Linked DNA regions of Homo sapiens: all the other regions are linked to region 3. A link is an interaction called in ENCODE POLR2A ChIA-PET data of the cell type or tissue named here. Cell type or tissue: MCF 10A. All regions are shown on one strand. Links, peaks and the distances in the headings refer to the core of each region. The heading gives the core; the rest is flanking DNA.

The links. Peaks named below come from ENCODE experiments on the same cell type or tissue, not always from the same donor. Only the 100,000 strongest peaks of a DNase experiment are listed, where the experiment ranks them.
Region 1: POLR2A ChIA-PET joins it to region 3 with 10 read pairs; 3 of 35 experiments call an interaction of 5 or more read pairs at or near these places.
Region 2: POLR2A ChIA-PET joins it to region 3 with 22 read pairs; 6 of 35 experiments call an interaction of 5 or more read pairs at or near these places.
Region 4: POLR2A ChIA-PET joins it to region 3 with 11 read pairs; 8 of 35 experiments call an interaction of 5 or more read pairs at or near these places.

Annotation. Positions count from the first base shown.
Region 1 is chr20:44,569,781-44,577,990 of GRCh38, forward strand. It overlaps a transcript of PKIG not described here. Among named protein-coding and RNA genes, the nearest start is that of PKIG, 8.7 kb to the right of the region's middle. In MCF 10A, for the core only: no CTCF peak of the experiment used is centred there; DNase peaks (open chromatin) are centred at 3,191 and 3,661.
Region 2 is chr20:44,406,355-44,412,693 of GRCh38, forward strand. It overlaps HNF4A (hepatocyte nuclear factor 4 alpha), which reads left to right. Exons shown (of 10, transcript NM_175914.5): 3 at 1,027-1,121. It overlaps MIR3646 (microRNA 3646), which reads left to right and starts at 1,766; the gene lies at 1,766-1,849. In MCF 10A, for the core only: no CTCF peak of the experiment used is centred there; a DNase peak (open chromatin) is centred at 1,257.
Region 3 is chr20:44,471,564-44,479,773 of GRCh38, forward strand. It overlaps TTPAL (alpha tocopherol transfer protein like), which reads left to right and starts at 4,311. Exons shown (of 5, transcript NM_001039199.3): 1 at 4,311-4,428. RefSeq lists an enhancer at 4,107-4,196 and a silencer at 4,287-4,416. In MCF 10A, for the core only: no CTCF peak of the experiment used is centred there; a DNase peak (open chromatin) is centred at 4,268.
Region 4 is chr20:44,380,200-44,388,409 of GRCh38, forward strand. The region is part of intron 1 of HNF4A (hepatocyte nuclear factor 4 alpha); the gene reads left to right. HNF4A-AS1 (HNF4A antisense RNA 1) reads right to left here. Exons shown (of 3, transcript NR_172878.1): 2 at 4,324-4,473. Among named protein-coding and RNA genes, the nearest start is that of HNF4A-AS1, 11 kb to the right of the region's middle. In MCF 10A, for the core only: a CTCF peak has its summit at 4,347 (motif pointing right); a DNase peak (open chromatin) is centred at 4,372.

The DNA of each region.
Region 1 (8,210 bases), core at 2,306-4,805, 97 kb after region 3:
TGTAATCCTGCTGTCCAGAGATATACAATTTGGTGTATTGTATATCCTTTTAGAGATTTAAATGTAGGCTGGGCTCAGTGGCTCACGCCTGTAATCCCAGCACTGTGGGAGGCCAAGGCATGAGGATTACTTGAGACCAGAAGTTTGAGACCAGCCTGGCGACACAGTGAGACCCTGTCTCCACAGGAAATGAAAAAAATTAGCCAGGAATGGTGGTGCATGCCTGTAGTCCTAGTTATTCCAGAGGCTGAGTTGTGGGAGAATCACTTGAGACTAGGAGTTTGAGGTTACAGCGAGCTATGATGATATCACTGCACTCCTGCCTGAGTTACAGTGCAAGACCCTGTCTCGAATGAATCAATAAATATATCAGTAACAACAAAACATGGACTGTGAGCCAGGTACTATGCATAGTCTCATTAAATCCTCATAGTGTCTGAGATGGGGGCCCTTGTTTACCAAAACGTAAACTTGAACCTTATGGCTAACTGGTGACTTGCCTAAACATTTCCAGTATTTCCTATGATAAGTTGTATGCAATAAATAAGATGTATCTAATTATGTGTTCTTGTGTGATCATCTCCATTTAATACATTTCCACAACTAGGATGGTTTGGTTTAAAAAGTGTGCACATTTAAACTATTTAAACTTTTGTATCATCCTGAGGGAGGTAGTTTAGAGTGTGGACTTTGTCGTCATACATACCAGTATTTAGATTCTGACTGCCACTTACTGGCCACTCACTAAAATGAAACTGTACATCAGTTTACCTATCTCTAAAATGGAAGGATAACAGAAGCCTCATATGGCTGTGAAGATTAAATGAGATGCTGCTGCAATGTCCCTGGCTAGTGTGCAGCACCTAGGAAGAATGGTGTCCAAGACAGACCAGGCCCCTCATCTCATAGAACTGATATTTTAATGTGGGACAGGAGGAGGCAGCAGTGAAAGGCAGTAAAGAAATGAATGAACAACAAAAAAAAGTGGTGCTGTATGGACGCTTAACAGAAAGTGACATGATAGGTAGATGGGTGGTTATTTTAGGTTGGGTGGCTTGGGAAAGTTTTTCTGAAGAAGTGACATCTCAGCTAAGGTCTCAGTGATAAGGATAGTTTTATAATTCAAAAATTCCTAGAAATAAAAACATGGGATCAAACATTACATGCATTAGGCCAGGCACCGTGGCTCACGCCTGTAATTCCAGCACTTTGGGAGGCCGAGGCGAGTGGATCACTTGAAGCCAGGAGTTCGAGACCAGCCTGGCCAACATGGTGAAACCCCGTCTATACTAAAAATACAAAAATTAACCGGATGTGGTGGTGCAGGCCTGTAATCCCAGCTACTTGGGAGGCTGAGGCAGGAGAATTGCTTAAACCCAGGAGGCGGAGGTTGCAGTGAGCTGAGATCGTGCTCTCACTACAGCCTATGCGATAGAGAGACTCAAATAATAATAATAATAATAATAATAATGACAAAATGACCTGAAAAAATTTTTAAATAATTTGCATTCTATGTATAGACATGCCTCTTTTTCTTTACCATTACCAGAACTTTTTTCCTAATGTAAAAAAAAAGTGGGGTTGTTCAAAGATTGTCTTAGGGACCTTCTAATGAGCTTTACTGGCAGAGGGAAAAGATAAGAAAATGTGTAAGTCCCTTTTAGGAATCTCTTCTATTTCCTCTCCCTGTGTTAATTGTCTACCATCATCCATTATACTATAAACCGTTGTCTTCACTTTACTGGCCTTTTTCTTTACACCACATCCTGCCTACATTGTAGGACTGGAAGCTGCCAACATGCATGTTAACTAACAAGCACTTTTTCGTCTTTAGAATTAGGCAGTGCCTGGGTCAGGGGAGATGCAAGATTCAGAACAGCAATGCTTTTGCTATAAAAACAAGGCAGCTTTTAGGGTAGACTGGTTTTTCCAAACAAATTCATTGTTAAGGCTGTAACACGTTCTGTGAGTTAAAACTGTGCAGAAGGCTCTGCACATATGTTTGTTACAGTTGAGCCTTTTTCCTGTATGGCATGCAATGGGGGCAATGGGCATTGGTGAACACTGTACACTACCATTGCTTCCACAGGTAATAAGACCTCTTGTTTGTAACGTGTATATGATTACATATTGTGGATCTGTTCTGAAAGCCTTTAATCATCGTAGAAACGTTCTCTTTGTAGGGCTTGAGCAGGCCTCAGCATCTTTACGACAATATACATGTTTTTGTTTGTTTGTTTTGAGACGGAGTCTCGCTCTGTTGCCCAGGCTGGGGTGCAGTGGCACAATCTCAGCTCATTACAACCTCTGCCTCCCGGGTTCAAGCAATTCTCCTGCCTCAGCCTCCCCAGTAGCCGGGATTACAGGTGCCCACCACCACACCCGGCTAATTTTTTTGTGTTTTTAGTAGACACAGGGTTTCACCATGTTGGTCAGGCTGGTCTCCAACTCCTGACCTCAAGTGATCCACCCACCTCAGACTCCCAAAGTGCTGGGATTACAGGCGTGAGCCACCACGCCAGGTCAATATACGTGTTAAATTATAGACATCACTCAGTTACTGTTTTGTTCATGTATGGGGCAAATATATATTTTTATAGAATATACATGTATTATAATTTAATTTCTGATTCAAGCCTTAAAGAAAATATGTAGTTCAAACTTGGAAATAAATGGATTAAAAGTCACTTGCTCTTAAAATGTGGTTTCTTTTTATAATCTTTTAAAATTCAGCAACTTAAATAAAACATCCTGAGGGCAACATGTGTTAGTGAGGGGGACTGGGGGTGGCGTGGGGAGGGAGTGTGTTTGATGAAATTGTCCAGGAGCAAAGCACCACTTACTTGAAGCCCAGAGATTTGTCATCCAAATATGTGCAGATTGCTGGGCTATAAATAGTTTGAACTCAAGTAAACAGCCTCTTCTCCCTAACTGCTGCTTGGCCATTGTTCAGATGCCAGCACAGACTGAGGAGCATCTCACACCAAGCTCAAGGCTCTTGTGCCCAAATTTTGGGCTGCTTCTCTTGTGGGGAGAGCTTCAGCTACCCTGACTTGAGATGACCAAGGGTCACATGTTCACCCTCTTTAGTTATCCCACGTTTGGCTCCCACCCCTATGCAACCTGATGTACAGTTTCATAAACATGCCTCTGCTCTGATGAGTAGCGCTGATCTAAGAAGATTCCTGGCAACTATTAAAAAGCCCTGGGGCCCCATGGCTGTTGACTGAAGTAGATTTAGGAAGCACAGAAGTTCTTTTTTCAGGGCAGAGGCACGCATGGCTCATTTCTTTCTTTGGAACTAAGTAGAGTGGCACTGGTTGTCAGAACTGCTGCAGGCTGCCTGTGCCAGCAACTCATCTGCTCTGTGCCAGGCAGGCAGGCTGCTGACATTTCAAGAGTCCCTTTGAGGACTCCAGCAACATGCTGTCATTAGAGCAACTGAGGACAGTCCATAGTTTATTAGTATATTTCCTTTGGAAAAAATGTCTCCCCCTCTCTCTCTCTTTAAAATTCCTGCTTTAGCTGCATTGCTGCATTCATGTGCAGTGACTCTTATGTCAAATGCCTATGAGGAGATTATGACTAATTTAACATTTTGTTGTTGAGAGGACATAAGGAATGGTAGAAGGAGTACTAGATTAAGGATCAGGAGCCTGGATTCTTGCGCAAGTTACGTAACTTTTCCTAGCTTTGATTTCTTCATTTGTCAAGTAAAGATAGTCATGTCCCTCCTGTTTCTTGGGGTTGATGAGAAAATTTATGTAAAGGTACTTTCTGGACTATACCGAACAAATGGAATGCAAAGGAGAAGTAGGGTAATGGAAGGAGCTTGGTGTTTGAGTCTCACAGGCCTCGCCCACACTGTGACCTCAAGCAAGTGGCTAATGTCTCTCAGCCTCAACCTTTTCATCTGTAAAATGGGAACATCTATACTTGCCTTGCAGGAGTGTTAGAAGGATTAGAAATAACATATGTAAAGCACTGACAAATGGCAAACAATAGTTGAATAGCAATAATTGTTATTATTACACTTAATGTGGATATATTCACTCTGGGTGATTTAGGATTCTAAACCTAAGGAAGTATTCAGTTTATAGATGTAGAGATTAGCAAAAGGCCCTGCTAGTAACTGATAGTAGCAACTGATAATAATAGCTAACTTTAAAAAATCCAAGTAATACATGAATATGACTTTTTAAAAAGTCTCTGAGTCTAGAAAGGCATCTGTCTCCTGCTTACCCCTCACCCTGAGGCAGCCATTTTATTTTTCTGCTTTTACTTCTTTTGGTGGTTACTTCTATTTCTCTAAATAATGTTACTCCCATTTCCTTTTTTAAATGAATTTTGTTTTTGTCAGAAAGGTACATGCACATAGTTTGCCTTAGTCTTTTTAAGGTCAAATATCATAAAAGATTTGTAATAAAAACCATCTGTTCCCTGCCCCCACCCTTTCTTTACCCTTCCTCCTATCCTGCTCCCAAGGGCATACACTTTTGATCCTTTTAGGCGTTTGATCTAGCATTTATCTCTCTATATCTAAATAATATGCTTATCGAGATATGGTTTTTTTTAACTGTATTACAGAAATTTTGAAACATGTACAAAACTAGAAAGAATAGTATAATGAATCCTCATGTACCACCCATTACCCGGCTTCAAAAATCAAAAACCCATGACCAGTTTTGTTTCATCTGTGCTGGTAGCCATTTTCCCCTGCCACTAGATTATTTTGGAGTAAATTCTAGACATCATTTTATCAGTAATTACTTCAGCATGTTTTTTTTGTTTTTGTTTTTGTTTTTGTTTTTGTTTTTGCAATGTCGCCTGTCACCCAGGCTGGAGTGCAGTGGTACGATCTTGGCTCACTGCTACCTCCACCTCCCTGGTTCAAGCAGTTCTCCTGTCTCAGCCTCCCAGGCAGGTGGGACTACAGGCACACGCCACCATGCCCAGCTAATTTTTTTATTTTTAGTAGAGACAGGGTTTCACCATATTAGGCTGGTCTCGAACTCCTGACCTCAGGTGATCTACCTGCCTTGGCCTCCCAAAGTGTTGAGATTACAGGCGTGAGCTACCGTGCCCAGCCTAGCATGTACTTTTAAGAGAATAAGGACTCCTTTTAAAAATATAACCACACTATCACACATAAAATAATTAATAATCCTTTATTATTAGCAGTGGTCTCCATTTAACTCATAAGTTATTTTTTTAGTTCTAGTCAGATCCAAACAAGGACCTCACATTACCATACTGCTTTTTCTTGACTCATCAGTTTTTTGTTTGTTTTTGAGACAGTCTCGCTCTATTGCCCAGGCTGGAGTGCAGTGGCACCATCTCAGCTCACTGCAACCTCCACCTCCCAAGGTTCAAGTAGTTCTCCTGCCTCAGCCTCCCAAGTAGCTGGGATTACAGGCATGCGCCACCATGCCTGGCTAATTTTTGTATTTTTATTTTTGAGACGGAGGCTGGCCGTCACCCACGCTGGAGTGCAATGGCATGATCTCGGCTCACTGCAACTTCTGCATCCTGGGTTCAAACGATGCTCCTGCCTCTGCCTCCGGAGTAGCTGAGATTACAGGCACCTGCCACCACGCCCAGCCAATTTTTGTATTTTTAGTAGAGATGGGGTTTTGCCATGTTGGCCAGGCTGGTCTCAAACTCCTGTCATGCAGCTGGTTTTGATCAGACATCCTGTCATGCTTTATTTGGCCATTCACAATCAATAATAAAAGACTTCTTTAAGGGGATAGGTCTCAGTTCATCTGTTTGTCCCATAGGCCTCTGCCCTGCCTGGGAAGCTGCTGGGTACTGGAAGGGTACTAAGGTACTAAGTGGAAGATGCTTTAGGGCACATGAGCAGGAGCAGCAGTTAGACTGAGGGCCCTTCACGTGTTAGCATAAGGAGGCCAGTCTCTTACTAGAAGCCCTCGATCAATCCTAGGCAGTTCATTCAATTTATTTAAAGAGGCCTCCTGTCTTTGGCTGTGGTTCTGCAGAGCTTTTGGGCCCTCTGTGTGCTGCAGGTATGGGATAGAGGAGCTGGCTGGCACAGGACCTTCAGTGGATCCCTTAATTTTTTGGCCCTTCTGAATCTTCTCGACGCCTGCTGTCTTCAGGTTCAGAGCCTCCCTGGGGTCCCACACCATTCCTTGTCTCTCATTTCCAATGGTGCTTTCTTGTCCTTGTGCTCCAAACTTCAGCTTCTGTTGTCATACCTCTCTGAACTTTTTCTATCTTCCGGAAATTATTTGAAATGAAATCCCTTGTTCTCTAATGATCCTTCCTTCAGCAAAAAGGCCCAATTTGTAGTTCAGAAGACGTGGTGCTTTTTACAAAAAGTATGTTAATGTTTTACCATAGACTGGACTAAGTAGAGTGTGTGTGTGTGTGTGTGTGTGTGTGTGTGTGTGTGTGTGTTTAGAAAATATTTATTGAGTTTCCTATTTTATGCCAGGCACTCTTCTAGGCACTTGGGATAGATGTATTCAGTGAACCAAGGAGACATACTGTTGACTTTGTGGAGCTTACAGTCTGGTGGGGAAACACATGGAACGTGTACTTATAAATATGTTAAGGGTTATAAGAAGAGACATAGGAGTACCATGAGACCAGTACAGCAGGGGGAGCTAACGTGGCTCAGAGAAAAGGGCGCCCTAGGGAAGTGATATTTAATCTGAAATCTGATGGCTGAGTAGGAGTTAACCAAAATAAGAGGGAAGAGCCCTTCAAATTTGTATGTCAAAGTGCAGTAGCAAGTGAGAGTCTGAGACCAATAGAGAGTAGCAAGTGAGAGCCTCAAACCTTCTCCTGTTGGAGCACCAGGCTGTACTACCTCAGGATAGTCCCTTGCCTTCTCTGGATCTGGCATTCCTCACCCCTAAAATGAGGAGACCACATGCTCCTTTCAGCTGCAAAAATCAATGAGTCCAAGACTGTTTAAAGTTAAGGTCACTGTTTAAGTGAAGGTCCATCTCTCCCAAAACAGCTGTAGTTGGAAACTTATCTCAAGCTGGTGGGAAGTGGTTTGAAAAAAGGCAGGGAGGGGACAGTGTGATATCCTGCGAACCTATCCAGTTTCTAGCCACATAATCACTGGGGTCAGGCTTCTCTTCTCCTTCTGGCTCTCCTTCAGACACACCAAATCAGCAGTCCAAAGGGGACCACAAAGTGGATCCTCAGGACATCGAACCCTGAAGAAAAAGCAGCCACGTGTACTCCAAAACCAAAAAAATACGTTGAGCAATGTCTTAGTCATCTTTTGTGGGTTTGATTCCCCATCCCCCAAAAATGACTTAAGTTTCTGATTTCAAAACATTGTGTGTATGTGTGTGTGGTTTTTTTTTTGAGACAGATTATCATTCTGTCACCCAGGCTGGAATGCTGTGGCATGATCTCATCTCACTGCAACCTCTGCCTCCCAGGTTCAAGCAATTCTCCTGCCTCAGCCTCCCGAGTAGCTGGGAGCCTCCTGAGTAGCTGGGACTACAGGTGTGCACCACCACGCCCAGCTAATTTTTTTGTGTTTTTTTTAGTAGAGACAGGGTTTCACCATGTTGGCCAGGCTGGTCTCGAACTCCTGACCTCAAGTGACCTGCTCGCCTCAGCCTCCCAAAGTGCTGGGATTACAAGCGTCAGCCACCGTGCTTGACCAAGAACATTGTTTTAAGTGTAAGTGTGGTTCCTTCTCTGGGGCCTTACACCAGGATTGTGGTGAGACGATGTATTGTTCTCCTTTCTTTTTTCCTGTTCTTCTGTATTTTCTTATCTTTTTACAATAAGCAATTATGATTATAATTGGAAGAAAACAAAATCTACTTTTATTCGTAAATCTCAATCAATATACTTCTCAATTAATTGTCTAGAAAAAGCATGGACCTTCTAACTGCATGGCACAGTGAATAAGTGAGTTGGAAATGGTATGACAGCTGAAACCTGCCTTTGATGGGTGATGAGCGATTGCACTGTACAGCAGCTGTGTGGACTAGAAAGTGGGTAGTGGTGGCCAGAATTTCTTTATTCATATACTCCTTCAACAGATATCCGTCAGTTGCTAGCTGATATAGTTTGGATGTCTAACTATATTGGTGGATAGCTGTTGGATGTCATGTTGAAATGTGAACCCCAGTGTTGGAAGTGGGCCCTGGTGGGAGGTGTGTGGGTTATGCGTACAGATCTCTCATGAATGGCGTGATCCCCTCCCTGCTGTA
Region 2 (6,339 bases), core at 291-2,790, 68 kb before region 3:
TTCTGGTTTTGTAAAAGACTTTGTGAATCCAAGAAGAGCATCTATTCTAGGAACCACATTTACTGATCATCAAGCTACTGGCTGCCGTTTATTGAGCTCTTATCATATGCCAGGCACAATACTAAGTCTTTGTGTGTATTTACCCATCCCCTTGAGCCCATTGTTGTTTTTCCCATTCCATGGGGCCTCTCCTGAAGCCTCAGTAGATGAGCCCGTCTTCCAGTCTGGTGCTGTTTTTGGGACAAATAGGAGATTGACCCCAGGCCGTTCCACCTACCCCAGGGGCTTCCACCAACCCCAAAGTCTTCCCAAGGCCTTGGAGAGCCCTCTTTCGAAAGCATCTCCTGTTCTGGGTAATGACAATAATAAAATCATAGCAGCTGTCAATTGCGAGCACTTGTCATGTACAAAGACTGTGCCCCATCGGCGCATGACTTCATTTCACCTGTCAACACCCCTGTGAGATGGTTACTGTTGTTATTCCCATTTTATAGAGGAGGAAGCTGTGGCTTGGAGGGCTAGGCATTTGCCCAAGGTCAACCAGCTTGAATCACTGGCAGAGCCAGGGTTAACATTCAGGGCCCCACCCATCACCACGGTGTGGCACTGCCTCTACTTCCTATCCCCCTCCAGAGAGAGGCTTATGTGAACCGAGTATTAACTCTGAGCCATAACCAGGAGCCTGCTATGGGTTCTGAGCTTTTATAGGATGTGGTGGAAATAGCAGGGCTCTGGTACTCCAGAGGTCAAGGTTCCCAACTCAGCTCTAACACCAACCAGCAGAGCGACCCAGGACCACATGTTGCCTCTCTGAGCCTCAGTTTTCCCATGTTTAGCAGGACAGGACTGGGCTCTTAGAGAGTTCATAGCACCTTTCCAGCTCCTGGTGGGTTCAAGAGAGAACTCCCGGGATGAAGAGATGAGAGCACTGAGGTTGGGGGGTCAACTGGATAGCCAGGGCCCTAGTTCTGTCCTAAGAGGAGGAAGTTGTGTCTTCTCCATCCAACCATCCAAAGCCCTCCCCAGATTTAGCCGGCAGTGCGTGGTGGACAAAGACAAGAGGAACCAGTGCCGCTACTGCAGGCTCAAGAAATGCTTCCGGGCTGGCATGAAGAAGGAAGGTGAGCCTCGGCCCTCCCCGCCCCACCACCACTGCCCCACCTGCACCCACAGCTCCCCGACAGTCATTTACAACTGTAGCCACACTTTATGACTCAGTGGCAGGCCCCAGGGTGACTGGCTAATGGCTGAGAAGAGGGAGGGCCTGGAAATCTGACCATAGGGAGCGGCTGGGCTTGGTCTTGAGAAAGATTCAGAGAGATAAGCTCCCACTCTTGGCTCCTCAGGCTCCCAGCAACCACCACCCCTGCCTGCCTGTCTGCGCCACCACAAAGCAGCCACGTTGTGTGTGTGTGTGTGTGTGTGTGTGTGTGTGTGTTTAATATAATATTTCGAACGTTAGGACAAGCATAGAGAATGATATTGCAAACATCTGAGTACTCACTATCCCAACTTTACAAAAGGGACAGCCAGAGGAGCCCGATGCCTGAGCTTCCGGTCCCAGGGACAAATGCCCCAGTTCCCTTAGTATTCATTCGTGGGTATCACGTGATCTCCAAAGTCTTCACATTCTAGAAAATGGGAACAAGACCCCAGACCCATCCTGGACAAAGGAGGAGAAGACCAGAGCACAACATTTATTAAGGTCTTGCCAGGCTTCCTGCTACCAGCAGGTATCAGTCACTGGGCTGTGCTTTTTCCACACTTCAGTAGGTTGGGTTCATTTCATTTTCATGACAACCCTATATGGGAAAATGTTGTGAAAATGAAATGAGCCCAGCCCATTGAACCTATTACAATTCCTCCCTTTTTGTGGATGAAGGAACTGAGGCCCACAATGGTTAAGCAACTTGCCTAGGGCCCCACAACTGATCCTTGGAAGATCTGAAGTCCCAGAGCTTCTGCTATTTGGACCACACTTCAGCACTGTCTATTATTTTATGCTCTCCAGATACCAGGGACATTTAAAATTGTTTTCAGCCCAAGCAAGGGAAGCAAAAATCTTTTAACTGCTTTAAAGTAACTTGAGGCCAGGCGCAGTGAATCAGGCCTGTAATCCCAGCACTTTGGGAGGCCGAGGCAGGCAAATCATTTGAGGTCAAGAGTTCGAGACCATCCTGACCAACATGGTAAAACCCCGTCTCTACTAAAAATACAAAAAAATTAGCTGGGCGTGGTGGTGCATGCCTGTAGTCCTAGCTACTCGGAAGGCTGAGGCAGGAGAATTGCTTGAACCCAAGAGGAGGCGGTTGCAGTGAGCTGAGATCATGCCACTGCACTCCAGACTGGGCAAGACAGCGAGACTCTCTCAAAAAAAATAAAAAAGTAACGAGTTCATTTTCGAATCTCTTCATTTCCTGCTCCTCTAAACTCAACCTTTCCCAGCTCTGCGACTAGTCCCAGACCTTCCCTTCTAGCCCACAGTTGTGCCGTACCAGCCAAACCTTGGTCTAGTCCTGCTAGTTCGGTACAAACACCCCTCACCCCCATCACCCCAGCACACCCCAGAAGCAGGAACGTAGGACCCAGCTTGCTCCAGGGCCCACTGAGAAGGAGGGGAGGGGAGGCTTTGGTAGACTCTCTTTCCCCTGTATCTGCTCCTGGCCCCCTGTTTTCTCTGCCCCCTCCCTTGGAAATATCTTCTATGTCTCATCCTTATGGGACCTTAGTCTGGGCTCATGAGCTGTCTTGGAAAATCTGGGCTTGCTGATCCCGATGCAGGAGTGGGTGGTCCCCAAGGCCTGCTCTGAACGCTGCAATTCTAACATCTAGATATCAGTGGTTCTCCAAGGGCAAGAGGGGCTTTTTAAGCTGCAAATACTCCCTCCTCTCCCAAACCCAGTTTTCAATGGGGTTAAGCCTGTCTCATCCACTTCAACTTCCATTTTGTGGACTGGGAAAGATTATGAATGGGAACCTGATGCATGTGTGAACAGTTGGAGGCAAGAAAAAGATTGAGAACTACAGTCTAAGGTTCCAACATTTCTGTGGTTGTATTAGTCAGTGATTCCATTATCCCAAAAGCCTAAGATTTTAGGCACTATGATTCCTCATAGGTGTCATCCAGAGGGCACTGTGTTTGAGAGAACAGCTCTCTCACAGTGAAAGTTCAGGTCTGTGACAGGCAGATGGGAGAGGGGTTGGCAGCCCTCCTGAGTGGATGGCTACCCACCTCCACTGCGTGTGGCCTGGTCCTGCGTGTGGTCAGTTGTTATAAATGTCTTTTATTAGACATCCAGAGTCATTTTCACTTGTGTAATTTAGGGACATTTCTGTCTCTTCTGGGCTCTAGTTTTCCCATCTATAAAATGAGGACATTGGATAATGAACCCTTCAGCCCTATGAGTCTCGCTCCTCACTCCCTGACCTACCTGCACAAGTCACACTGCCCACTAGGATGGGTGTGTTTGTTCCCTGGTCCCTTCTTTTTTTTTTTTTTTTAGATGGAATTTCGCTCTTGTTGCCCAGGCTGGAGTGCAATGGCAGTATCTCGGCTCACTGCAACCTCCACCTCCTGGGTGTGAGTGATTCTCCTGCCTCAGCCTCCCAAGTAGCTGGGATTACAGGCATGTGCCACCACACCTGGCTAATTTTGTATTTTTAGTAGAGACAGGGTTTCACCATATTGGCCAGGCTGGTCTGGAACCCCTGACCTCAGGTGATCCGCCTCGGCCTCCCAAAGTGCTGGGATTATAGGCATGAGCCACTGCGCCCGGCCCCTGGCCCTTTCTTGAGCTGCTGCAAAGCCAGCAAACCCCTTACTAGGCTCCTGGAAGGGGGATGAGAGCCCCAGACCATTCAGCCTTAGCTCAGCCTTGAAAATAGCTGCTTGCTTCCTGGCCCAGGGAAACGGACATGCTGCCCGGAGGATAGGAGAGTTGGCTGATGGCGAGTGAGCGTGGGTTAGTCGATGCTAGTGTTTGTTTACATGCCTGGGTTACCTGGAAGATCATGACACATGCAGTCACTTGGTTGTTTTGAGAACGGGCCAGAGTGACAAAGTGTTCAGTTGCCACTGTGGTCAAGCCATAGGAAATGAGGGTATTCCTAGCTGTGCCTGTCTTCTAGGCCCCACCACCCCTCCTCAGCCTGCTGGGAAGCTCCCAAAGCCAAAAGAAAGTCTCGGTGGAAGTCTCACTGGCCAGGAGAGTTGGGACAAGTTTTTATTTCTTTTTCTTGATGACCTTAGGAGAATTTGAGGACTGAAACCCTAAAATAGTCCCTGAGAACCAGAAAGTGTGAGCTGGAAAGGTAGGATTTCAAGACCAGCTGAGTCTATAAGAGGTCATCAAATCTACCTGCTCCCCACTTTACAGAAGAGGACACTGAGGCTAGAGAGGTGATGTGACGGGTCAGGGGTGGAGTCAGGTCTAGAACTCAGGCTCCCCAGAGCTGAGCAGACACCAAGCTCCCTGGAGTGAAACTTGCAGTGATCAGCTTGGGAGGCACATTTCTTGATCTAGATGGCTGAAACTTTCTCTCGACCACAGAGAGGGGCTTCAGGTCTCATGGGCCTATAAGTCTCTGCCACAGGATAGTCCACCATGGCTGGAAGGGGCTCCCTGGAAGGCCAAAGAATCCAGGGAGAACCCTGGGGGTCAGTGGGCCAACAGCAGGTCAAGAATTCTTTCCTGCAACCGAAAGCCAGGGAGACAGACACCTGCCTTGGCCTAAGCTGTCAGGCCCAGGACAAATATTCGGCTCCTGGCATCAAAAACCCAGCCCAGAAAGCGGACCCAGAGTTGCAGGAGGTGAGCGTAGGTGATGGGCCAGGGGCCATCTGAAGAGGCCTTCCTCGGAAGCCCCTGCCCTGCTCCCCACAGCCCCCTACCCAGGAGTTCCCTGGGAAGACAGGCTCATCACCTCTCCGCCTCTGCCCAGGTCGGTTAATATTCAATAGAAGTTACATTAGGTCCCCGACCCTGCTAATACTGAGCAAACATTTGGAAAACATCATTCCGTGACTGAGCTCGCGCCGGGCACTGATAACGCCCGCCTAACCTTGAGGAGCCCTATCCGCAGCTGCTGACAGCAGCCCTTTCATTCCGCCCGCCGGCCACTCGGCGCCCTGATGGGTGGGTGCGGGTGCTGGCAGGAGGCTGCCGTGGGAGGGGTGTGGGCGGGTGGGGTGGACGGCCCGGTCAGGGAAGCCGTGCTCTGAGCTGGCCCCGTCCACATGGTGGTCTGAGAGGAGGTTGCTTGCCTCTGGACTTCTGTTCTATCCACTGACTCCCGGGCTCAAGTGCAAAGGATTTGACTTTTATTCTCTGATTTTAACAATGTGTCAACATCAAGAGAAAGTTGAATAGCTGGGGTGTCAATGTTCCCTGGAGAAATAGGGTTCTTATAAGAATTAGAGTTTATGACCAGGTGTGGTGCCTCGCACCTGTAATCCCAGCATTTTGTGAGGCTGAGTGGATCACTTAAAGCCAGGTTTTCGAGACCAGCCTGGGCAACCTAATGAGACCCCGTCTCTCAAAAAAAAAAAAAAATTTAGCCAGGCGTGGTGGCACACGCCTATAATCCCAGCTATTCGGGAGGCTGAGGCAGGAGGATCGCTTGAGCCCAGGAGGTTGAGGCTGCAGTGAGCTATGATTGCACCACTGCAGTCCAGCCTGGGCAACAAAATGAGACCCCATCTCGAAAAAAAAAAAGAAAAAGAATTAGAGCTTGTCTCTTCCAATGCCTTCGTTCTCTCACTGCACAAATATTCATTGAGTACCTACTGTGAACCAGGCCCTGTTCTGGTGGCTGGGACTACAGCAGTGAACTAGAGGGATGGAGTTTTGGCCTTCTGAAGCTTTCCTTCTCAGAGAGAGACAGATAGTAAAGGAAGTAACAAATAATTCTACAATAAGTGACTTGAAGAAAAATAAAGCATGGGGGGCAGGGCCAGGGTGGGAGTCATGTTGTGTTAGACAGGGTGGCTGGAGAGGGTGTCTGAAAGGCGACATTTGTGCAGAGGCAGGAGTGAAATGAAGATGCTGCTGCGCTGTGCAGGAAAGGGAACCCCAGGCAGTGACCACAGCAGCCTACAAGCGTGCGGATGCGTCCAGGTGGGGAGGCGGGTTTTCGCGGACAGAGTGTGTAGGGGGAAGCCGGTAAAAGGTGCGATCCGAGAGGAGAGGAAGGGCCCTGGGGACTTGTGAGGTTGGAAGGCACTGGTTTTGAGCAGCAGGCGACATGACTTGAACGGATCCCTCTGTCTCTGAGAGGAACACAGACTGCAGGCGCAAGGCAGAAGCAGAGCCCAGGAGGAGGCTGATCTAATCCAGGAGA
Region 3 (8,210 bases), core at 3,309-5,808:
GTATTTGGCAATGTCTGGAGATACCTTTGGTTTTTATCACTGTGAATGTGGAGTGCTACTGTCATCTAGTGGGTAAAGCCTAGGAATGACATTAAACATCCTACAGGACAACATCTCTCCCATGCCCCCGAAACAAAGACTTTTCCAGCTCCAAATGTCAATAGTGCTAATGTTGAGAAATTATGCCCTATACTGTGGTGCCATCCTAAATAAGCCTTGCCAGGCAGGGCACGGTGGCTCACTCCTGTAATCCCAGCACTTTGGGAGGCTGAGGCAGGCAGATCATCTGAGGTCAGGAGTTTGAGACTAGCCTGGCCAACATGGTGAAACCCGTCTCTACTAAAAATACAAAAATTAGCCGCGCGTAGTGGTACACACCTGTAGCCCCAGCTACTAGGGAAGCTGAGGCAGGAGAATCGCTGGAACCCAGGGGGTACAGGTTGCACAGAGTCGAGATTGTGCCACTGCACTCCAGCCCGGGTGACAGAGTGGGACTCCATCTCAAAAAAAAATAAAAAGAAAATAAATAAAACTAAATAAGCCTTACCTTAGAATCAATACTAAGGCTGGTCCTAGGAGATTTTCTGAGCTCAGAATCACAGGCCCTGAACAGAGACAGCTCAGGCATGTCTAGCCTCCTCCAGCAGGTATGCAATGCAATGTCAAGATTTTTTTCTTCAGAGGCTGGATGAAACGAGGAGAGCAAGATGTTTGAAACCTTCCAAACCAAGACACAGGGCAAGCCGCCCCCTGGTGATCTTTCTGCTTGAGAGGGGGTGATCATCACCGATAAACAGACATTTCATGATACAATGTGCCAGAACTCTGCACATGCCATTCTTTTTTTTTTTTGAGACAGAGTCTCACTCTGTTGCCCGGGCTGGAGTGCAGTGGCATGATCTCGGCTTACTGCAACCTCTGCCCCCCGGTACAAGCGATTCTCCTGCCTCAGCCTCCTGAGTAGCTGGGATTACAGGCGTGTGCCACCACACCCAGCTTGTTTTTTTGTGTTTTTAGTAGAGACAGGGTTTCACCCTGTTGGCCAGGCTGGTCTCAAACTCCTAGCCTCAAGTGATCCGCCCGCCTCAGCCTCCCACAGTGCTGGGGTTACAGATGTGAGCCACCGTGCTCGACCTGCACATGCCGTTCTATGACATCCTCCCAAGGATCCCCTCTAAACAAAGGCCATATCCCCATTTTATACATAAGGAAATGAGTCTTTTCAAGAGGTTGTTCAGACTCCATAAATTCTGAGTGTCCAAGGCAGAGAAGACAGACATCAAATACCAGCTCAAACACTTAGTCATCATGTGACTTTGGGCAATTTTTTGTCCTTCTCTGATCCTTTTTCCCAACCTGTAGAAACAGAGACAGGGCTACATGACCTTTAGGACAAAGTAAAATTTGGGACCATGGTGTCATACAGGCTTGAATTGATACCTAGCTCTCTCTTTCATATCTTGAGCCCTTAGGAGACTTTCTCTTTCTGAATATTTTACATTATTTTATTTTATTATTATTTTTTGAGATGGAGTCTCGCTCTGTTGCCCGGCCTGGAGTGCAATGGCACAATCTTGACTGACTGCAACCTCCACCTCCCGGGTTCAGGTGATTCTCCTGCCTCAGCCTCCAGAGTAGCTGGGATTACAGGCGCCTGCCACCATGCCTGGTTAATGTTTGTATTTTTAGTAGACACGGGATTTCACCATGTTGGCCAGGCTGGTCTCAAACTCCTGACCTCAAGTGATCCACCACTTTGGCCTCCCAAATTGCTGGGATTACAGGCATGAGCCACCAAGCCTGGCCTCTTTCTGGATTTTAGTTTCCTCTTCTGTAAATGGGACAATCCTAGCTCGCTGTTCACAGGGTCATTGTAAGGTGAAATTAAGATCATACAAGCACAGTGCCTGGTATATATAATTCAAAAAGCAGAAACTCTTTTTGTTGTCATTGTTTATCGGAGATGTTCTAATCCTGATATAATCTGGTTCTCTAAAATGTAATACCAAGAGGAACAAGAAATAATGGCCCTCAGTTGAGGGAAGAGGCAGGGATTTCTGGGGCATCTCTGAATCCTCTCCCTGCCCTGCCCTTGAGACCAAGTTCTTCTCCTGCTGGCAACATCTAGGATTGCCATCTGGGCTCCAGGTACCAGTAGTAGGTCCTAGGTTTGGGTTAAGGAGAGGGGTGAATTTATTCCAATACCTAGGACAGCCTGGTTAGGACAGGGTCATCCCTCACCCTTTGCCACAAGAGCTGCCATTTGGCAGGGCGCAGGAGAATGGCTTGAGCCCAGGCAGCCTCCCAGGTGGCTGGGATTACAGGCCTGGCTAATTTTTGTATTTTTAGTAGAGACAGGGTTTCACCAGGTTGGCCAGGCTGGTCTCGAACTCCTGAACTCAGGTGATCCACCTGCCTTGGCTTCTCAAAGTGCTGAGATTATAGGCATGAGCCACCACATCCGGCTGTTTTGGGGGGTTTTCTTTTTGAGACAGAGTCTCGCTCTGTCGCCCAGGCTGGAGGGCAGTGGCATGATCTCGGCTCACTGCAACCTCTGCCTCCTGGGTTCAAGTGATTCTCCTGCCTCAGGCTCCCGCATAGTTGGGTGTGACAGCCGGAAGTGGGGGCCTCGGATTACAGGCGTGTGCCACCACGCCCAACTAATTTTTGTATTTTTAGTAGAGACAGGGTTTCACCATGTTGGCTGGGGTGGTCTCATCATACTCCTGATCTCAAGTGATCCACCTGCTTCAGCCTCCCAAAGTGCTGGGATTCCAGGCGTGAGCCACTGCACCCGGCCTTACCTTACGTTTTAAAAGATCTCACAGATGTGATTAATGTAAGGATCTTGAGATGGTAAGATTATCCTGGATTATCTGGCTGAGCCCAATGTAATCCCAAGAGTCCTTATAAGAAGAGGGAAGCAGGAGGATCAGTCAGTAGTAGAGGTGACAACAGAAGCCAGAGGTTGAGGTGATTTGAAGAAGGGGCCATAAGCTAAGGAATGCAGGTGGCCTCTACAAACTGTAAAAGGAAAGGAACTGATGCTTCCTCCAAATCCCCAAAAGAATGCAGCCTTGCCAACACCTTGATTTTAGACTTTTGACCTAGAGAACTGCAAGAGAATATATCTGTGTTGTTTCAATCCATGAAGTTTGCAGTAATTCCTTGTAACAGTAACAGGAAAATAATACATAGATTTAGCAAACAAAACAAAATCCAGGATGCCCAGTAGTCATATTTGAATTTCCTATAAACAACAATTTTTAAAGTATAAATGTGTCCCAAATGTTGCATAGGACACACTTATCTGTGTGTATGTGTGTGTGTGTTTGGAAAGGAACATGCTTAAATGTTTATCTGAAATTCAAACTGTAGTGAATGTTATATATTTTGTCTGTCAATCTTAGAAGTGATGAAACTGAGAGCAGGAGTCAAAACTCATGATTCCCAGGTCGCCTCCATACTGCTGCCCCCTGCCCCTCAATCTGGCAGAAACTGCCACGTTCTTGTGGCCCTCATGGGTCACTTCCCATCTTCTTGGGACTCCTCTTGCCCCTGGGGTAGGAAAATGAAAAGACTGTTTAAGGTCGTTTCTTTAGGCTCAGAGTTCTCCTGGACCACCAGAGGTTCTGCCTCAGAGGGACCTAGGAGATTTGCCTCAAAGTTGCAGTTGCACAAAATACTTGCGGGCGGATCTTAATGGACTGGGGTGGGAGTTAGTAAAGCCTTTGTCTGGAGGGAACGTAATGAACCCCAAAGCAGGAAAAAAGTAATTATTGAATCAGGCTCCAGAGCAAGAATCAGGTTTCAGGTAAGGAAACGGAAGCACAAGAAGGAATGGGGACTTGCTCCAGGTCACTCAGTTAATGACAGACAGATGTCCCCTGGTTTGGAGTCTCCCTTTTTGGAGCAGCTAGTCCTGATAGCAGCCATAGTGGGGGGAAGTCTAGAATGCTAATCCTGAGGTCCGGGTTTGAAGCCCTTTACTGCCTTGATTGCCAGTTTCCCTTTCCTGAAATAGGGGAATTGCATAAATATGAGGAGTTAATGAGATCATGGATGTTAAACAACAGGTACATGTTAGCATGTTCTTGGAAAATGGCAGCTTCTTTCCTTCCTTCTCTGAGCCTCAGTTTCCCCATCTATAAGCCGGGTTTGACAAGCGGCTGGTGCCCCAGCTCCTCCCAGCCACTCCAGGTCCGCAGCTCGGAGCTCCGGCAGCCAGGTGGGGACTGAACACCAACGCCGCGGGGAGGCGTCGCACATGCGCGCTCCTAGGCGGAGCCCCGCCTCCCACGCCCTGGATCGTCACTTCCGGCGCGAGAGGCCGGGCAGGCCGGGCAGGGAGTGCGGGTCGGTTCTGCGTGCGCTGCCGGACGAGGCTCCCGCCGCCGATTGACCCGCGCTCCGCCCGTAGTCGGGCCGGTGAGTGCCCGCGAGCCCATCCGTGTGCCCTGGGAGCTGAGGAGAGGGACCCCTGAGAGGGAAGGATAACCGGAAGTGGGGACCAGAGGAGCGAGAGACCCCAGGAAATGGGGACACCTGGGGAGGGGGTGACAGCCGGAAGTGGGGGCCTCGGAAGGTTGTCCACGGGATATGGGGTCTCGGGGGCTCTAGGAGAGATGGCTTCCTGACCTCTCCTTGTTGAGAGGAAGGGGTGGAAAGGAAAGTGATGCTCCAGAAAGGATGGGCTCCAGGTGGGGGAGATCTTTGGCTTCACCGTTACCAATGGTGTCTGCATCTCACTCATATGTCCGCCTGTCAGCTCATTCACCAGCCTGTGACTGAGTCCTGCTGAGCGCTCGGCACTGCTGAGTCCCTGGAGAGTCAACATGAAGCTCCAGGTGGAGGGTACAGATTAGAAGCCCAGGGTGGGGCTAGACGCATCCTTGCTCTGCCTCACCGGGTGTGCCCCCTTGGGCGAATCGCTTAACCTATATCCTCCGCTGATGTGTACAGACCACTGCCATGTGCCCGGCACTGGGGGTGGCAGTGGACATGGCAGACAAGCCCTCTGCCCTCGTGGAACTTAGATTCTAGGGGACAGTCCTTTTTGTCCTCCTTTGTAAAATGGCAACAGTAATAGCGCTCTCACCAAATAACGTGAAGATTAAATGAGGAAATGGGTAAAGGGCTTAGCAATGCTTGATACATGGTAAAATGCTCAAGTATGCATTCTCTTCATTCCACTATAATGTAAGCTTTATTAGGCAAGGAATTGTATTGTTTGCGTCTGTGTTCCCAGTGCCTGTGAGCACAGTGCCTGACATATATGGTAGGTGATCGGTAATTATTTGATAAATGAGTGCGTGGTGAAACTGACTCTAGATAAATGCCCATAGCATTGGACTGTAATTTCTAAAAAAGAAATAGGAACCCAGTTCTGTGGAAAACTGGAGGGAATCACCCTCAGGGAGTTTGGGAAGGATTCACTGAGGTGGTGACATGGCAGCTGAGCCTGAGCTGTCAAGTTAGGAACAAATTAGAAGAGGAAATTCCAGGCAGAGTGTATCAGAAGTGCACGAGTTATTCCAAGGATGATGGGTTATTAGTTTGTTTTGACTGGCATTTAATGTGCATCAAGGTGGGGTGCGATGGAAAATGAGGCTGGAGAGGGGCTTTGAGGTGAGGCTTGTACCTTGTGAACACTGATGTTTGATGGGATTGCAGGCATCTCTTGGTTACTTCCATAGAAACAAAGCCATAGTTGTTCCATTCCTCACTTAGCATACCTGTGCCAACCAGACTAAAGTCATTCAACAAATATTTATGGAGTGCAGATTATGTGTCTAACACCATGTTAGGCGCTGGGTTTCAGGTGATGAACAAGACAAACTTGGATGTTGCTCACAAATTGCCAACAGACAATTGCAACAGGGTGGGAGAAGTGCGGGGGAGGCACCTAACCTGGCTGGGGGTCAGTGAAGGCTACCTACTCCAGGCCACCAGCATCTCTCAGCTGGATTATTGCAATAGCCTCTAAATGGTCTGCTTCAGTCCTCACTCCCTTAGAGTCCATTCTCAAGACAGCAGATTGGTCCTTTTAAAATATATTTTTATTTATTTATCTATCTATCTATTTATTTATTTATTTATTTATTTATCTGAGATAGCGTCTCGCCCTGTCGCCCAAGCTGGAGTGCAGTGACATGATCTCGGCTCACTGCAACCTCCGCTTCCTGGTTTCAAGCGATTATCCTGCTTCAACCTCCCAAGTAGCTGGCACTACAGGCCCGCACCACCATGCCTGGCTAATTTTTGTATTTTTAGTAGAGACAGGGTTTCACCATGTTGGCCAGGCTGGTCTCGAACTCCTGACCTCAGGTGATCCATCCACTTCAGCCTACCAAAGTGTTGGGATTACAGGCATAAGCCACCACACACAGCCCAAGAAAAAATTTAAAAATTAGCCAGGCGTGGTGTGTGCCTATAGTCCCAGCTACCTGGGAGGCTGAGGCAGGAGGATTGCTTGAACTTAGGAGTTCGAGGTTGCAGAGAGCTATGATTGCGCCACTGCACTTCAGCCTGGGTGACAGAGCAAGACCCTGTCTCTCTCTTAAACAAAAAAGTGCATGAGTTCAGGTCCTCTAAGAAGCAGACACTAGGATGAGGTTAGACGTGCTAGAAATGTAGAGGCAACCCTTGCGAAGGACAGCACCTGGGAAGGGAGCTGGAGAAGTCAGGAAGAGCCACTGGCAGTGATGCAGATCAGCTCCTGTGAAGGAGGTTTGGGCAGCAAGTCTCTGACTGCAGGGCAGTCCCAACAAAGGTTTGGCCAGGCCCTCAAGCAAACGCTGCCTGTTAGAGGAGTCCTATGTCTCACTAAATCATTGGCTAGGAGCAGTGAGGCCACAGAAGGGCTGTGGAAAGTTCTGGCTTCCCCTGGATAGTGGATCTAGAGGGACAGCCACTGGGGCCCTTTATCAATTACGTTTTCCCAGCAGATCTGACCGGCACATATTCCCGACTGCCACGATAAGTTACATGGGTGTGTAGTAAAAAATTCAAACAGTATAGTAAAAATCCTCTTTCTCATCTTAAATCTTCACTTGTCCAGTTCTGTTCCAAGAGATAACCATTGGTAAGTTTCTTATATCTCTTTCCAGAAGTTTTGTGTGCATTCACAAGTGTATGTGTATAGTTTAAAAACGTGATTTTCTGTACACTATTCTGCAACTTGCTTTTTTAATATGTCAATTCATAAAGATCTGCCTACTTTTCGCTTTTTTTGTTTGTTTGTTTTGAGAGGGAGTCTTGCTCTGTCACCCAGGTGGGAGTGCAGTCATGATCTCGGCTCACTGCAAGCTCTGCCTCCCGGGTTCACGCCATTCTCCTGCCTCAGCCTCCCTAGTAGCTGGGACTACAGGCACCTGCCACCACGCCCGGCTAATTTTTTGTATTTTTAGTAGAGATGGGGTTTCACCGCGTTAGCGAGGATGGTCTCGATCGCCTGACCTCATGAGTCGCCTGCCTCGGCCTCCCAAAATGCTGGGATTACAGGCGTGAGCCACCGCGCCCGGCCCCCTAATTCTTTTTCATGACTGACTAGTACCCCATTAATATGGTAATATTACTTAACCAGTCTCCCCTGATAGGCAGTTAAGATGTTTCCAATCTTTTATCATTATAATCAATACTTGTGAAGGCCATGTGCATATTATGCATATATATACAAGTATATGTCCTAGAAATGGAATTGCTGACCCAAAGGGCATGTAGGTTTACATTCTGAAGATATTGACAAATGCCCTCCAAAGAGGCTGTCAATTTATACTCCCAGCAGCAGCAAGCATATTAGAGTACGTTTATTTTTGCCAATCTGAATCTGAGTTGTTTTTTTTTTTTTTTTTTTTTTTTTTTTTGAGAGTCTTGCTGTGGCTGGAGTGCAGCAGCGCCATCTCGGCTCACTGCAACCTCCACGTCCCGGGTTCAAGCAATTATCCTGCCTTAGTCTCCCAAGTAGCTGAGATTACAGGCACTCACCACACCTACCTAATTTTTGTATTTTTAGTAGAGATGGGGTTTCACCATGTTAGCCAGGCTGGTCAGGTGATCCGCCTGCCCCAACCTCCCAAAGTGCTGGGATTACAGCATATACATTACAGTTGTTTTAATTCACATTTATTTAATGATGAATAAGGTCGAGCACCTATTAATACATTTATAAGGAAGGCCCTGGTGTTTATTAGGGAGTGTATAGTCTGCTG
Region 4 (8,210 bases), core at 3,244-5,743, 91 kb before region 3:
CACTTCCCTAATGATTAGTGATGTTAAGTATCTTTTTATGTGCTTAATGGTTATTTGTATATCTTCCTTGGAGAAATGCCTATTCAAGTCCTTTGCCAATTTTTTTGTTTTCTTGAGACAGGTCTTGCTCTGTCACCCAGGCTAGAGTGCAGCAGCAGGATCGTGGCTCACCACAGCCTCAAACTCCTTGACTCAAGTGGTCCTCCCACCTCGGCCTCCCAAGTAAGCTGGGACTACAGGTGTGCAGCATGCCTGGCTAATTTTTAAATTTTTCTGTAGAGACAAAGTTTCACTATGTTGCCCAGGCTGGTCTTAAACTCCTGAGCTCAAGCAATCCTCCTGCCTCTGCCTCACAAAGTGGTGAGATTACAGACTTGAGCCACTACACCTGGCCTCTTTGTCCATTTTTAAAGTTTTTGGTTGTTGTTATTGAGTTGTAAGAGTTCTTTATATATTTCGGACATTAACCCCTTATCAGATATATGATTGGCAAATATTTTCTCCCATTCTGTAAGTTGCTTTTTCACTCAGTCAAGTGTCCTTTGGTGCACAAATTTTTCTAATTTTGATGTAGTCCAATTTATCTAATTTTTAAAAATTTCCTGTGCTTTTGGTGTCATATCCAAGAAATCATCACCAAATCTAATATCATGAAGCTTTTCCCTTATGTTTTATTCCAAAGGTTTTATACTTTTCCGTCAAACTCATTTTTAGTTAATTTTCGTATATGGTGTAAGGAAAGAGTCTGATTTCATTCTTTTGCATGTGGATATACAGTTTCCCAAACATGAATTTGGTTTTGATAGTACTTTGTTAATTAAGACTTTTGCACCTGGTAGACGCTCTTTGACCTCTAACCCACTGGAATCCTCTCACCATCCTTCCCTGACAGTTGACCATTTAGCTTGGGCTTAATACTTCCAATGACGGAATACTCACTACTTAATAAAGCAGCTTTTCCTGTGGTAGAACAATTGTATTTTATAGAAAGATCTCCATTTTGAGCCTCAAGTTTCCTCCCTGTAGCATCCACATTTTGGTCCTCGTTCATTCTCTGAAGCTGTAGGAATCAGTGAGAGCTTTTTTTTTTTTTTTTTTTGAGACAGAGTTTTACTCTGTCACCCAGGCTGGAGTGCAGTGGCACGATCTCTGCTCACTGCAACCTCCAACTCCAGGGTTCAAATGATTCTCCTGTCTCACTCTCCTGAGTAGCTGGGACTACAGGCACATGACACCACATCTGGCTTATTTTTGTATTTTTAGTAGACGGGGTTTCACCATGTTGGCCACGTGAAACTGGTCTCAAACTCCTGGCTTCAACTGATCTGCCTGCCTCAGCCCCACAAGTGCTGAGATTACAGGCGTGAGCCACTTCACCCAGCCAGTGGGCACTCTTTTCCAAAGGAAAGTACTTTGTTGCCTTTTTTTTGAGACTGAGTCTCAATCTATCACCCAGGATGGCGTGCAGCGGCACGATCTCAGCTCATTGCAACCTCTGCCTCCCAGGTTCAAGTGATTCTTGTGCCTCAGCCTCCCAAGTAGCTGGGATTACAGGTGACTGCCACCACGCCCGGCTAATTTTTGTGTTTTTAGTAGAGACAGGGTTTCACCATGTTGGTCAGGCTGGTCTGGAACTCCTGACCTCAAGTGATCCACCCACCTCAGCCTCCCAAAGTGCTGGGATTACAGGCCTGAGCCACCGCACCCGGCAGGAAAGTACTTTGAATTGAGTAAATAACGCAACTATATGCTGGGCAGCTACCTGCCAGGTTTATAAGGTTTAACACATTTACTCCACAAAGCAATCTATGAAAAGGTCCTATCATTGATTCCTATTTTATAGATGAAGCAAATAAGGCTTGAAGAGCTTATGATTTTAGCAAGGTCCAACAGCTATGTAAATGGCACCACTGATATTTCAAAGGCAATGGCCCTGACCACTCTGCTACACCACCTTTCTCTCCTCTTCTCCAATACCCAGCCCAAAACTCTTTTGGATCTTTGATTATTCTTCAAGGGGCATAGCTTTCTTTCTTTCTTTCTTTCTTTTTTTTTTTTGAGACGAACTCTCGCTCTGCTGCCGGGCTAGAGTGCGGTGGCGAGATCTCGGCTCACTGCACCCTCCGCCTCCCAGGTTCAAGCAATTCTCCTGCCTCAGCCTCCCAAGTAGCTGGGACTACAGGTGCGTACCACTACGCAAGGCTAATTTTTGTATTTTTAGTAGAGATGGAGTTTCACCATGTTGGCCAACATGATCTCGATCTCTTGACCTCGTGATCCGCCCGCCTTGGCCTCCCAAAGCGCCAGGATTACAGGCATGAGCCATGCCGCTGCACTCGGCCTAAGGGGCATAGCTTTCTCATCCTCTGCCATCCTAGGAAAATTTTAAGTATTCATATTAAAATGAAAACTAAACACAATTGTCCATATATGCTCCTTAGGAGTAGAATGCCAAGGACCTCTTAGCTCCTCTGACCTGGGAACTACATTCTCTCTAATGATACATACGACTGGGTTAGAGGTTTGGGCAGCTGCCACCAAGTAAAACCTCTAGAATTTTGCTATGTCACTTTCTGCTAAGGTAGCTTTTCCCATCTACACTAAATAAATAAATCATCCAGGTGATTTATTTTTAACCAATGCAGAGGATTTTTTACTTATCTCCATGGAGTTCAAACATTTCTCCAGGCTGGGTGGGGTGACTCACGTCTGTAATCCCAACACTTTGAAGACTAAGAAGGGGCAGATTGCTTGAACCCAAGAGTTCCAGACCAGCCTGGGCAACATGGTGAAATCCCATATCTACAAAATATAGAAAAATTAGCCAGGGGTGGTGGTCCACACATGTAGTCCCAGCTACTCTGGAGGCTGAGGTAGGAGGATCATCTGAGCCTGGAGACTTGGAGGCTGCAGTGAGCTGTGATGGCGCCACTGCACTCCAGCCTGAGTGACAGAGACCCTGTCTCAAAAAAAACAAACAATAATTCACCAAATCTATTTGGATCTGGATCCTGCCATCATTTTATAGGTAATGCCTCCATAGCACTCACTAAGTGCCAGGCACACTTCTAAGCCCTTTTTATACATTAACACAAATAATCCCCACCACGACCTAATGCCATACACATCATTATGGTCACTATTTTGCAAATAAGAAAACAGTCACAGAGCAGTTCAGTAACTTGTCCAGGGTCACACAGCTAGTCCATGACTGAACCAGAATTTAAGCCCAGGATGTCAAGTTCCAGAATTGGTACACTCAGCCTCAATACTGTGCTGCCTTCAAATATTCTGACAATCTTAGACAGCTTTGGGGATCCAAAAGATTGAGAAGTACTCTTGGGGACCTCTTTTTTTTTTTTTTTTTTAAATACGGAGTCTCAACTCTCTCCCCCAGGCTGGAGTGCAGTGGTACAATCTCAGCTCACTGCAACCTCCGCCTCCTGGGTTCAAGTGATTCTCCTGCCTCAGCCTCCCAAGAGGCTGGGATATTACAGGCACATGCCATCATGCCCAGCTAATTTTTGCATTTTAAGTAGAGACAGGATATCACCATGTTGGCTAGGGTGGTCTTGAACTCCTGACCTCAAGTGATCTGCCCACCTCAGCCCCCCAAACTGCTGGGATTACAGGCATGAGCCACCGCACCTGGCTCCCATTTTTTTTTTAAGACGGAGTTTCACTCTTGTTGCCCAGGCTGGAGTGCAATGGAGCGATCTCGGCTCACTGCAACCTCCGCCTCCCAGGTTCAAGCAATTCTCCTGTCTCAGCCTCCTGAGTAGCTGGGATTACAGGCACATGCCACCACACCCGGCTAATTTTTGTATTTTTAGTAGAGATGGGGTTTCCTCATATTGGTCAGGCTGGTCTCGAACTCCTGACCTCAGGTGATCTTCCCACCTCGGCCTCCCAAATTCCTGGGATTACAGGTGTGAGCCATCACGCCTGGCCCCTGGCTCCTTTTTTTTTTTTTTTTTTTTTTTTTTAAATAAAGACCAAAGGTCCAGAGGCTTTGAAAGGCAAATAGTATTAAGTCAGGATTTGATATCAGGATTTCTTTCATTCTGTTTATTTTCTCATTGCTTTCTACTTATGATACTGTTTCATTTGGTAGTAATAATATTTCTTTCTAAAATAAATTGAAGTAAAAAGAAGTGAGTTGATGTAAGAAAAATGTTACAGATATGAAAAAATCATAATGGTCATTAAAAAATTAGTGAAACTTTGGAAAGACTGTGTTCAGTCAAGTGAAGTGAAGTTAGCTTGCAACCACAAAAAAACCCCTAAGTCTCAATGGTTTGAACAGCAAAGTTAATTGCTCACCTATAGTACACGCCCAGCATGGGTCGGCAGGGGGCGCTCCGCGTTGTGGAACGATTCATATCTATACTTGCTTCCCCAACAAGGGCAGCACTGGCCTTTAAAGCTTCTGCCCAGGTGTGACACAGGTTGTTTCTGCTCACATCTCGTTACCTGAAACAAGTAACATGGTCACATCTCATTTCAAAGGAAGCAAGAAAATGTAATCCCCATCATGTGCCGGAAAGGAGAGAAATAGAATAGTTGAGAACAGCCCTCAGAGAGACTATAAGTAAGGGGGCATAAAAGATGGGTCTAGAGAGATAGGCTGAGTCATGACTCACTGAATTTGTCTGACGTAGATCATGATGGCCCATCCCACCAAGTGGCCAACATTTGTTCCCAGAAAAGGGAGTGTGATGATCCCCCAGAAAGAACACAGTCTGACAACATTATTCTGATGAGCAGACACACCTCTCAGGCTGCCACTCAGGAGTCCTTTTGGGTGGGGAGGTGGGGATGCTGATATTTCCTAAGTGGTTTCAGCTGAACTCTGTGATCTTTTTTTTTTTTTTTTTTTTTTTTTTTTGCCTATTCCCTGAAGGGAGATGAGGCAATTTGGGCTTTGGCTGAGCTAGGGTTTGGTTCTGTCACCACTTGCTATCTAGGGAAGGGTAATAATTGGAAAGGAGAGGAATTCAAGGAGAGGGTCCAGGTGGGTAGGGAGCCTCACACAGGGTTTGGTGATCAGGTGATTGAGAGGCCTCCTTGAGGAGTTTTCAAAGTGCGGTCTGAGGGCACCTGGTATCAGAAGTGCCCAGAAGCTCATTAAACACTTGGGCCAGGTGCTCCATGGCTCCTGCCTTTAATCCCAGCACTTTGGGAGGCTGATTTGCTTGAGGCTGGGGTTCAAGACAAGCCTGGACAACATAGCAAGACACCTCCCCCCGTCTCTATTTTTTAATTAATTAATTTGTTTGTTTATTAATTTATGGACTCTCACTCTGTCGCCCAGGCTGGAGTGTAGTGGCCTGATCTCTTCTCACTGCAACCTCCGCCTCCCAGGTTCAAGCAATTCTCCTGCCCCAGCCTCCCAAGTAGCTGAAATTACAGGCATGCACCACCACACCCAGCTAGTTTTTGTACTTTTAGTAGAGACAAGGTTTCACCATGTTGGCCAGGCTGGTCTTGAATTCTTAGTCTCCAGTGATCCACCTGCCTTGGCCTCCCAAAGTGTTGGGATTACAGGCATGAGCCACCATGCCCCACCTCTATTTATTAAATATTTTCTTTTTTTTAATCTGATGACTAGGCCCACTGTTGGTCCTGGCACCTGGAGGTAGGACCCCAGGCATCTGATTTTTTTTGTTGTTTTTTTTAAGGCAGGGTCTCGCTCTGGCGCCCAGGCTGGAGTGCAGTGGCACGATCTTCACTCACTGGAACCTCCACCTCCCAGGTTCAAGCGATTCTCCTGCTTCAGCCTCCCGAGTAGCTGGGATTACAGGCATGCACCATCACGCCTGGCTAATTTTTTTTTTAATAGAGACAGGGTTTCACCATGTTGGCCAGGCTGGTCTTGAACTCCTGAACTCAGGTGATCCACCCACCTCCCAAAGTGCTGGGATTACAGGCGTGAGCCACCGTGCCCAGCCACCATCTGATTTTTTTTTTTTTTTTTTTTTTTTTGAGACAGAGTTTTGCTCTTGTTAACCAGGCTGGAGTGCAATGGCACGATCCCGGCTCACCACAACCTCTGCCTCATGGGTTTAAGTGATTTTCCTGTCTCAGCCTCCCAAGTAGCTGGGATTACAGGCATGTGCTACCACGCTCGGCTAATTTTGTATTTTTAGTAGAGACGAGGTCTCACCATGTTTGGCAGGCTGGTCTCGAACTCCTGAACTCAAGTGGTCCACCTGCCTCAGCCTCCCGAAGTGCTGGGATTACAGGTGTAAGCCACCTCGCCCAGCTGCCATCTGAATTTTTAATAATGGCCCCAGATGATTCTTATGGACACCAAGATTTGAGAAGCATTGAATGACTGAGAGAAAATTTCTTGTAAGGGTAGAAGCCCAGCACAGTGGTTCTCAGTGGAGATAATTTCAACCCCCAAGGGACATTTATAAATGTCTGGAGATAGTTTTGATTATCACACCTTGAGGGTAGGGAAAAGTGCTGCTGACATCTAGTGGCTAGAGGCCAGACATGCTGCCAGGGACAATGTACAGGACAGTCCCCACGACAAAGAATTCTCTAGCCCAAATGTCATTAGTGCTTAGGTCAAGAAACCCTGGTTAGCCATTAAGAGTTTGAACCTTTCTAAATGTTGGAGCACATACGATTTTTAAATCTTCAATTTTTATTTTATTTTCCAAAATTTCTACTATATGCATAGAATCCTTTTCATTGAATACCTGTTACGCACCGAGCACTTGAAGTTTACATCACTATCAGTTCCTCTTGAAAGACCTTTTCAGTCATTCATCCAACAACTATCCATTAAACACTTACTAAAATGTATTCCAGGCCAGGTGTGGTGGCTCATGCCTGTAATCCCAGCACTCTGGGAGGCCGAGGTGGGTGGATCACCTGAGGTCAGGAGTTTGAGATCAGCCTGGCCAACATGGCGAAACCCCGTCTCTACTAAAAATTAAAAAATTAGCTGGGTGTGGATCCCAGCTACTCAGGAGGCTGAGGCAGGAGAATTGCTTGAACCTGGGAGGCGGAGGTTGCAGCAAGCCGAGATCGTGCCATTGCTCTCCAGCCTGAGTGACAAGAGCGAAACTTCATCTTAAAAAAAAAAAAAAAAAAAAAAAAAGAAGTATTCCAGGCAGAGGGGAAAGTATATGCAAAGGCCCCCAAGACAGGAAAGAAAAACTTTAAAATGGCTAGTATGCCTGCTGCTGATAGGGGTGGGGGCAAGTGGAATGAAATGAGGTTGGACACGGAGGGATATAAAAACAAGGGCGTGCATGGCCTCACAGTGTTAAGTGGGAGTTGTATGAGTTTTGTTATAAATGCATAGGAAGTCATAAAAATTTAAGTAGAAGAGGATCTGAGCCAATGTACATTTGTACAAGATCACCCTTGGCCCCTGAGTGAAGAGTAGGGGGTAGGGAAGCCACAGGAGAAAAAGTGAAGGGGTGGGGTGGAGGCAGGCGGGGGGGGGGGGAGGCGGGGGGGGCGGTGGAGCGGGGGAGATCCCCTCCCCAACCCTGGCAGGTTTAAAAAAAAAAAAAGGGAAGAAGTGAAAAGACTTTTGCAGACCTCCAGAGATGATGCATAAGGTTGGCTGGGGTGGAGATGGAAAGATGGAAAATCTAGATTCTGTTTGGAGGGTGGCAAGAACTGGATTTTCTGATGAACTGGAAGGCATGAGAAACACAACACAAAGATTGTGACTTGCAAGATGTTGGCTTGAATAATTGAGAGAAGGTGGGTGATGATATATGACATGTAGATATGACTATCATTCTCTTTTGACGACTGAGGAAGGGGAGGTGAGTCGTCCTACTTCACAAAGATAGTATATGGGCTCCAGGTGTGTCTAACCCAAAGGTTATAATTTTTCCACACTCCTATATCCACACATTAATTTTTTTTTTTAAATTGAGACAGAGTCTCACTCTATCACCCAGGCTGGAGTGCAGTGGCGCCATCGTGGCTCACTGCAGCCTCCAACTCCTGGGATCCAGCGATCCTCCCACCTTGGCCACCTAAAGCTGGAGTTACAGGCATGCACCATCACGCCCTGCCTATCTTAATTTTCATAATGGGTATGACATTTACTGATAGTAATATCATTATACATGCCCCATACATGCTAACATCTGCTTCCACATGGAAGCAGCACAAAGCCTGGAACCTTCCTCAAAGACCCCCCCCACCCCCGTACATTGGAACAAGGTGCTGGG